Regions from separate parts of the Homo sapiens genome. Here region 1 is linked to region 2. A link is a contact called in ENCODE Hi-C or POLR2A ChIA-PET data. All regions are on one chromosome and are shown on one strand. The core of a region is the stretch at or near the end of the contact, and the rest is flanking DNA. Distances in the headings are between cores, read along the strand shown. Region 1 holds the start of C5AR2 (complement C5a receptor 2). Region 2 overlaps RTN2 (reticulon 2).

Region 1 (4,594 bases), core at 966-3,465, 1.8 Mb after region 2:
AGCATCTGAGGAACAGACCATCGTTAACTTTTCAAGTTAAAGCAAGTTTGAGCTCCCGGGCGTGGTGGCTCATGCCTGTAATCCCAGCACTTTGGGAGGCCGAGGTGGGCAGATCATGAGGTCAGGAGATCGAGACCATCCTGGCTAACACGGCGAAACCCCGTCTCTACTAAAAATACAAAAAAAATTAGCCGGGCGTGGTGGCGGGTGCCTGTAGTCCCAGCTACTCGGGGGGGCTGAGGCAGGAGAATGGTGTGAACCCGGGAGGTGGAGCTTGCAGTGAGCCGAGATCGCGCCACTGCACTCCAGCCTGGGCAACAGAGACAGACTCCGTCTCAAAAAAAAAAAAAAAAAGAAAGAAAAAAAGAAAGTTTGAGCTGATAAAGGGAAGGTTCCACCTCGGTTTCTTTCCTCTTAATCTCTTCTTCAGGCCAGGGCAGATTCCCACAGGAGATTGGGGCTGGCAGGATGTCCCTCCTCTCCCAAGGAGGGGGCTTCCCGGGACAGAAGAGGAGGGGAGGGGACTTGGGGGATGTTTTCCTCTCTGAGGGTCCGGGGTGAGGGTCAGCCAACGCAGGGTCACCTAGTCAGGGAAACAGAGTGGAGGAAGCCCTGGGTCAAACAGTGAGTCCCAGCTCCTTGTCTCACGAACAACTTCCTCTAGCAAAGTGATTTCATTCTCTAAAACAATAACAAAAGAAGTGTGTAAATATATCCCTTGAATCCCTAAAGCACGCACAAAAAAAGCACAAACAGAAAGAACTGCTGAATAAAGAGGTTCCAAAGTTGGGGTTGGAGCCACTTCCTCTTGCTAAGCCTGCGTGGTATGTGTACTTTAAGAATTCACGTTACAGTCTTGTTGCTGTTGCGTGAGCCTAGCGTATACTATGTGCCAGGCACTGCTCCGGTTTTTTTGTTTTTGTTTTTTTGAGACAGAGTCTCACTCTGTCGCCCAGGCTGGAGTGCAATGGTGAGATCTCGGCTCACTGGAACCTCCGCCTCCTCGGTTCAAATGATTCTCCTGCCTCGGCCTCCCGAGTAGCTGGGATTACAGGCACGCACCACCACGCCCAGCTAATTTTTGTATTTTTAGTAGAGATGGTGTTCTGCCATGTTGGCCAGGCTGGTCTTGAACACTTGACTTCAAGTGATCCACCTGCCTCGGCCTCCCAAAGTGCTGGGATTACAGATGTGAGCTACCGCGCCCAGCCAGTTCTGTGCGTTTTAAATGTATCCAACGCTCATAGCAAACATCCACTGCACAGATGAGGAAGTTGAGGTTCAGAGGGGCTGAGGCCCTGAACTTTGATGAGGGTGTGTCGACCTGGAATATGAATCTCATCATTCTGGCCCTTGAGTTCTTGTTCTCAGCCACTGTGATATGCTGGAAGAGGTTAAGAATTGCTATCACGGCTGTGGCTCACTTCTGTAATCCCAGCCCTTTGGGAGGTCGAGGTGTGAGGATGGCTTGAGGCTGGGCAACACAGCAAGGCCGCACCTCTACAGAAAATTTTAAAAAATTAGCCAGGTATGTTGGTGCATGCCTGTAGTCCTAGCTACTCAGGAGGCTGAGGTGGGAGGATCACTTGAGCCTAGGAGTTTGAGGCTGCAGTGAGGCATAATGTTTTCACTGCACGCCAGTCTGAGCGACAGAGCAAGACTCCATCTCTAAAAAAAGTAAAGCATCGCTATGGCCAACAACATCTTCCCATTCTACAGATGGAAAATTGAGGCCCAAGAAAGGAGTTGTTTGTGCTTTTTCTACCACTGAGGCGTTGGGCCCTGCGCTCAGCTGCTGTGGTCTTTTTGTGGAGAATGTGACCCCAGGCTGTCTTCCTCAGAGCCGAGGAGGAGGGAGGGATGTTTGTCTGTCCTGAGGCTGCAGAAGGGAGGGGTTGAACACAGTTAGAGGCCTGGAGGTGGCTGGGGGCAGCTGGCATGTTGTGGGCAAACAGAATCCAGGCCAAGACCTCTAAGGCGTTAAAGAGCAAACCGCATGCAGGTCTGGCTTCCAGGAAGGTGGGACTTCGAGACTAGGGTTGGGGACTTGGGATCAGCCCTCCACCCAACCGAGCCCTCTCCTGCCCTGCCAGCCACCCCGTAATTTTGGGTTCTGTGAGTCACGGGAAGAAGACAGGACAAACACACCCTGAGAGCGAGACAAGGCCACTCCTATTTTGTACTGCTTATAAAGATTCACTGGGACTGGTGAGGTGGCAGTGCTCAGCAGCATCCGACAGGAGCCCTGGCAAACAGGACGGATTTCCAGGACTCTACCAGCTGCCAGACACGGCAGGGAGAGACCCCAGACCTCCTGGGTCCTGGCTGTGGGCCCGGATTGGGCTCCCAAGTGGCGTTTGACTCACGTGGGGACACTCTTGGAAGAGACGGTAAGGATGGAGGCTACAAGGGCGGGAAGGAGGGAGAGAGAGATTGCATGATCTTGGCTTCTCGGAATCATTACTTTCAGAATCTGGGAAGCAGAACTAGAGTTTGAGAAGTGCAGTCTTATTACAGCCACACTGGAACGCACGTCACAGTCCTGGGCTCTTGAATTAACTTGGGCAGCCCAGCAGCAAAGCTCTTGTCAAAGGATCTAAGCATTTTTTTTCTTTCTCTTTTTGGAGACAGGTTTTCATTCTTGTTGCCCAGGCTGGAGTGCAATGGTGCCATCTTGGCTCACCGCAACCTCCACCTCCCAGGTTCAAGGGATTCTCTTGTCTCAGCTGGGATTACAAGCGCATGCCACCATGCCTGGCTAATTTTGTATTTTTAGTAGAGATGGGGTTTCTCCATGTTGGTCAGGCTGGTCTCGAACTCCCGACCTCAGGTGATCTGTCCGCCTTGGCCTCCCAAAGTGCTGGGATTACAGGCGTGAGCCACTGTGCCCTGCCCAAATGGTTTTTCACACACAGATGTATGGGAAACAGCCTCTCTCAAACCTGCAGGAATTCCTGCAGCTTTCGGCAGATCCACCAAACTGTAGCATGTGTAGCAAGCAAGCCCTTTAACTCAGCGATTCCAATTCTTTTCTCTTTCTTTCCTTTTCTCTCTTTCTTTCTTTTGACAGGGTCTCACTCTGTCTCCCAGGCTGGAGTGCAGTGGTGCGATCTTGGCTCACTGCAACCTCCGCCTCCCAGGTTCAAGTGATTCTCCTGCCCCAGCCTGCTGAGTAGCTGGGATTACAGGTGCACGCCACCACACCTAGCTAATTTTTGTATTTTTAGTAGAGATGGGGTTTCACCATGTTGGCCAGGCTGGTCTCCAACTTTTGACCTCAGGTGATCCACCTACCTTGGCCTCCCAAAGTGCTGGGATTACAGGCGTGAATCACCGTGCCTGGCCCCCTCAATGTTCTATCACAAAATCTGTCCACATTCTTGTGTGGTGTTTGTTCATTCTCATCGTGTAGAATATTCCACAGGGTGAACACCCCATGATGTGTTTATCCATTCTGCTGTGGGTGGCTATTTGGACGGTTTCTCATCTTGGGCTGCTGTGAACATTCTGGCACATGTATTCTGGTGAGCATATGTGTTCTTTTGCGGAAAGGAGGCTGATTGCTGGGTCGTGAGGGAGGAATCCTAGAAGATGGATGTTCAGGAATAAAGAATGTTCAGACTCCTTTTTTTTTTTTTTTTTTTTGAGATGGAGTCTTGCTCAGGCTGGAGTGCAGTGGTGCGATCTCGGCTCACTGCAACCTCCGCCTCCTGGGTTCACGCCATTCTCCTGCCTCAGCCTCCTGAGTAGCTGGGACTACAGGCGCCCGCCACCGCGCCCAGCTAATTTTTTGTATTTTTTAGTAGAGATGGGGTTTCACCATGTTAGCCAGGATGGTCTCGATCTCCTGACCTCGTGATCCACCTGCCTGGGCCTCCCAAAGTGCCGGGGATTACAGGTGTGAGCCACTGCGCCCGGCCAGCCTTCTTTGATTCTGCTCCAGGGTTTTCCAGAGCAGAGAACCCAGCAAGACTGGATGCACAGACAGGCGTGCACCAAGAGGCACATGTGAGGGTGCTTGCAATCACAACAAAAGAAACCTAAGTGACCACTTAGTCTCTCTGTGCCTCAGTTTACTCTTTTATCCTTTCACTTACCAAATATCGACCATGCCTGTGCTGTGTGCCAGGTTCTGTCCCAGATGCCAGGGACACAGCGGCACCCGAGGCTGGAAGGAGCTGATGTTGTGGGATATGAGGATGATAATATTGACCTCAAGGGTTTGTGTTGAGGGTTATATCTTGTAGGTCATAGGTGCTCAATAAAAGCCATCTATTATTTTAATTATTATGAAATAATAAGAAGGGTACCTATGATTTAAAAGCTAGATATAAGTACAGACGCTCTTTGACTTACAATGGGGTCCCATCTCTATCAACCCATCGTAAGGCTGGGCACAGTGGCTCACGCCTGTAATGGCAGCACTTTTGGGAGGCTGAGGTGGGAGGATTTCTTGAGCCCAGGAGTTTGAGATCAGCCTGGGCAACAGAGTAAGGGCTGTCCATACAGAAAAAAAAAAAAAAATTAGCTGGGCATGATGGCGTGCACCCGTAGTCCCAGCTACTCCAGAGGCTGAGGCAGGAGGATCAGTTGA
Region 2 (4,399 bases), core at 150-2,649:
GTGAGGCAGGATAGACACAGCATTGTGACTGATTGTTTGTGGGAGGTGAGTGTGTAGAAGTCCAGAGCCATACCTGGGTGTCTGGCCTGGTGACACCGTGGGCAGTGAAAACATCTCTGAGTTGGAAATCAGGTAGGATGAAGAAGACGTTTGGTTAGATTTAGGGTGGAAGGGGCATCCAGAGGCCGTTGGACACGTGGGTTTGGGCTCAGTTGAGGTGGCTGCACAGTAGGCAGGGTGTGGGATCCATTAGTGATGTCTGCCTTGAGCACAGGCATGGGAAGTGGCTGCCAAGGCTTGGCTAACCCTGGAATGGGTGGTCTGTCAGCATCTTCCCCTCAATCATTTCTTTCTTTTTTTTTTTTTTGAGACAGAATCTCGCTCTGTCGCCGAGGCTGGAGTGCAGTGGCGCAATCTTGGCTCACTACAACCTCCATCTCCCAGATTCAAGCGACTCTCATGCCTCAGCCTCCCGAGTAGCTGTGATTACAGGCATGCACCACCACACCCGGCTAAATTTTGTATTTTTAGTAGAGATGAGGTTTCACCATGTTGGCCAGGCTGGTCTTGAACTTCTGGTCTCAAGTGATCCGCCCTCCTCGGCCTCCCAAAGTGCTGGGATTACAGGCGTGAGCCACTGCGCCCGGCCTCCCCTCAATCATTTCATAACCTACACAGATGGCAGAGGGAGCTCCTTCTCCAGAGATGGGGAAGGTTCTCCTGGAGTGTCACTTAAGTGCCTTTCAGTGCAGAAAGGTGAACAACTGGAGGGTTCTGGAAGCACAAGAGGCCTCGGGTTTTCCACAGGAGTCTTTATTACAGTGTAAATCCAAGCTCAGGCCTCCCCTGGGCCCCATGCAAAGCCCCGGCGTTGGGGCTAGTAGCATCCAGGAGACACCAACGCCTCACGGCGCCTCCAGCGGCGGGTCCGGAAGTGCAGGGTGGTGCCCTGTCTAGGCAACTACAAGTCCCAGCAGGCCCCGCGGCCAAGGTGCCTCGTCTTTCCTGGACTCCTGGAGCAGAGCCTCTTGGGAAATGTAGTCCTGGTCGCTCAGGTAATTAGCGCAGAGTCCCTAGTGGGAGTGATCCTGACACCCACCGGGAAAAGGCTCGGGCCGAGGAGGGGGGTGGGTGGGAACGGACAAGAGATGGAGGGGGCCAGAGGGCTGCGGGGGCTGGGGGCAGGCGTCCTGCGGGCAGAGACACCGTTCTCATTCGGCTTTGGCTTTGGATCCGGAGACTGCGGCTGCTGCAGAGGCCAGGGCTCCGGTCCCTGGGATTTTAGCTCGGATCCTGAAGGAGAAACAGGTGGGATCACGAGGTGGGGCAAGAGACGCGGGGTGGGCATCTGGGGACAACGGGGAAAGCTGGGTGGGAAACTGACCAAGAGCCCGAAGCCAGCTCCTGCCCTCCACCTAGTGGCCTACATTGGAATTGCCTCCTCAGCCTTTTCAAGGGGACATTACCCCAGGAGATTTGCGGACAGCGAGAGTAGAAAGGAAAGGTTCCCAAGCTCCCCCACTTCCCCCTCCCATCGACCTCCGCCCCATGCTCTTACTTAGCTTTGATGTGGCTCAACTGATTGGTCACCAACCCCACATATTGGTCGATCTGAGCCTGGGGAGACCAAAGAAAGGTGAAAGAAGGGATTGGAGGGGTTTCTTCTCTTTAGTCACATAGGAGGCTGCTTCCTCCCCAACCTCCAAATTAGGAGTTGTGAAGAGTGGCCCACCACGCCACCCCCGGCTCTAAACTTCATAGAATACATTAGATGCCAGAGATGCCAGTTATAGGGTCAGTGAGTTGGGCCATACTCTGTATGGAGAGTGATGTCAGGTGGAACGCACAAGTATCTGGCAGTGAGGCCGTGTCCTGGGCACGATGGTTAATCTTTGAGTGAGTTTGCATACGTGTGTGTTGTGGGGTAGGGTGAGAACAGAAGGCACTGGCATTGGTCACCGAGTCCCTGAGTGGATTGATTTATATACTCGTGTTTTTTAAAAAATTATTTATTTATTTGTATTTATTTTTTTGAGACAGGGTCTCGCTCTGTCACCCAGCCTGGAGTGCAGTGGCATGATCTCGGTTCTCTGCAACCTCAGCCTCCTGAGTTCAAGCGATTCTCCTGCCTCAGCCTCCCGAATAGCTGGGATTACAGGTGTGCACCAACATGCCCGGCTAATTTTTGGATTATTTATTTATTTTTTTCTTGTTCTTTTTTTTTTCTTTTTCTTTCTTTCTTTTTTTTTTTTTCCTGAGACGGAGTCTTGTTCTGTGGCCCAGGCTGGACTGCAGTGGTGCAATCTCAGCTCACTGCCACCACTGCCTCCCGGGTTCAAGCGATTCTCCTGCCTCAGCCTCCCGAGTAGCTGGGATTACAGGTGGACACCACCAAGCCTTGCTAATTTTTGGATTTTTAATACAGACAGGGTTTTACCATGTTGGCCAGGCTGGTCTCGAACTCCTGACCTCAAGTGATCCGCCTGCCTCAGCCTCCCAAAGCTGGGATCACAAGCGTGAGCCACCATGCCCAGCCTTTTTTTTTTTTTTTTTTTTTTTTTTTTTAGATAGGGTCTTGCTCTGTTGCCCAGGCTGGAGTGCAGTGGCATGATCACAGCTCACTGCAGCCTCTACCTCCTAGGGTTCAACTCATCCTCTTGCTTCAGCTTTCAGAGTAACTGGGACTATAGGTGTGTGCCACCACACCTGGCTAGTTTTTAACCTTTTTGTAGAGATGGGGGTCTTACTATGTTGCCGAGGCTGGTCTTGAACTTCTGGCCTCAAGCAATTCTCCTGTCTCAACCTCCCAAAGTGCCGGGATTACAGTTGTGAGCCACTGTGCCTGGCCTGATTTAAATACAGTTTAATTGTGAGTCTTGGTGATTCCAGCCTGTGAAGGACAGAGTTAGGACTAACTGGCAGGGCATATTATCATGTGGCTCCCAGCTGTGCTGGAGAAGGGGCTGTCAGTCCATCCGCCTGTCTCTGGATAGGATGGATGTCAGCAGTCCTGCTAATGTCAGTCTTGTGGGCAACAGCCATCCCACTCTTGATTTTATTTTTATGTTTTTATTTTTTATTTTTTGGTTTTTTTTTTTTTTTTTTTTGAGACAGACTCTTGCTCTGTCACCCAGGCTGGAATGCAGTAGCATTTAACTGACATGTCAGTTAAAATCAAGAGTGAAGGCCAATCTCAGCACTTTGGGAGGCCAACGCGGGCAGATCACCTGAGGTCGGGAGTTGGAGACCAGCCTGGCCAGCATGGTGAAACCCGGTCTCTACTAAAAATACAAAAAATTAGCCAGGCATGGTGGCAGGCACCTGTGATCCCAGCTACTCGGGAAGCTGAGGCAGGAGAATCGCTTGAACCTGGGAGGCAGAGGCTGCAGTGAGCCAAGATCGTGCCACTGCACTCCAGTCTGGGCAACAGAGCGAGACTCCATCTCAAAAAAAAAAAAAAAAAAAGGCAGCAAAGGCTAGGCACAGTGGCTCACGCCTGTAATCCCAGCACTTTGGGAGGCCAAGGTGGGCAGATCACTTGAGGTTAGGAGTTTGAGACCAGCCTGGCCAGCATGGCAAAACTCCGTCTCTGCTAAAAATACAAAAATTAGCCGGGCACGGTGGCCATATGCCTGTAATCCCAGCTACTCAGAGATTGAGGCAGGAGACTTGCTTGAGCCCAGGAAACGGAGGTTGCAGTGAGCCGAGATCACACCACTGCACTCCAGCCTGGGCAACAGAGCAAGACTCTGTCTCAAAGAAAACCCAAAACAAAACAAAAACAAACAAAAAGCCTGTCCCTGGCTGATGCTGATAAGACATGTTACTTAGACTCTGGTTGTATTGGGAAGGTGCTGCAGCCAGGACACCTGTGTCTGGCCGGGACATCTGTCAATGGGACCCCGGTTCTGGAAGGAGATGGTCAGACCCCCATGTTTAGCTGGGGTGCTGACAACTGAGGGTGTCACACTCACCTGGTGCTGCCGGTACAGCAGGGGGATGGTGAATAGACCAATCACTCCTGTGGGTACAGAGATGGGGGCGTCAGGGTGTTCCCAAGAGATGAACAGTTCCATCTGGAGCCCTGTCCCCCACCAGACTCCAAGTCCCCATTTGCCCCTTACGGCCTTCCCAGCTCACCCAGAATGAGAAGAGTCAAACCATTGAAGATGGCACCCACGAAGGTCAAGATGTAGAAGAGGAGGGCCAGCTGGGGGTGAAGGTCAGGGTCAGCAGAGCCCACCGGGAATTCCCTCTCATGCTGTGAATTTACCCAACAGTCGCCCTCCCACCCCCTAGCCATGCAGAGGTGAATGGGGGAACCCAGGAGGGGCTGAGAGCTCCAGGCCACCTTGAGGGAATCCACGAGGTCTTCTACCAGGAAGAAGTGCCGCAGCTG

The links. A loop is a pair of places that touch in the nucleus more often than their neighbours do. ChIA-PET counts read pairs that join two places held with the same protein, here RNA polymerase II (POLR2A).
Region 1: a map of posterior vena cava shows a loop between it and region 2 (10-fold over the local background). The contact joins the promoter of C5AR2 here to the enhancer-like site in region 2. A Hi-C loop is called at or near these places in 1 of 168 maps with a recorded cell type or tissue (posterior vena cava). POLR2A ChIA-PET finds 5 or more read pairs at or near these places in 1 of 52 experiments (T-cell).

The regions. Positions count from the first base shown.
Region 1 is chr19:47,329,960-47,334,553 of GRCh38, forward strand. It overlaps C5AR2 (complement C5a receptor 2), which reads left to right and starts at 2,216. Exons shown (of 2, transcript NM_001271749.2): 1 at 2,216-2,390.
Region 2 is chr19:45,484,497-45,488,895 of GRCh38, forward strand. It overlaps RTN2 (reticulon 2), which reads right to left. Exons shown (of 11, transcript NM_005619.5): 7 at 4,352-4,399; 8 at 4,141-4,210; 9 at 3,975-4,021; 10 at 1,559-1,617; 11 at 798-1,293. The coding sequence ends at 1,212. Among named protein-coding and RNA genes, the nearest start is that of TRU-TCA1-1, 8.0 kb to the left of the region's middle. Within about 2 kb of position 1,400, at least 29 of the 41 ENCODE cell types and tissues checked have a DNase peak (open chromatin) inside an H3K27ac peak, as active enhancers do.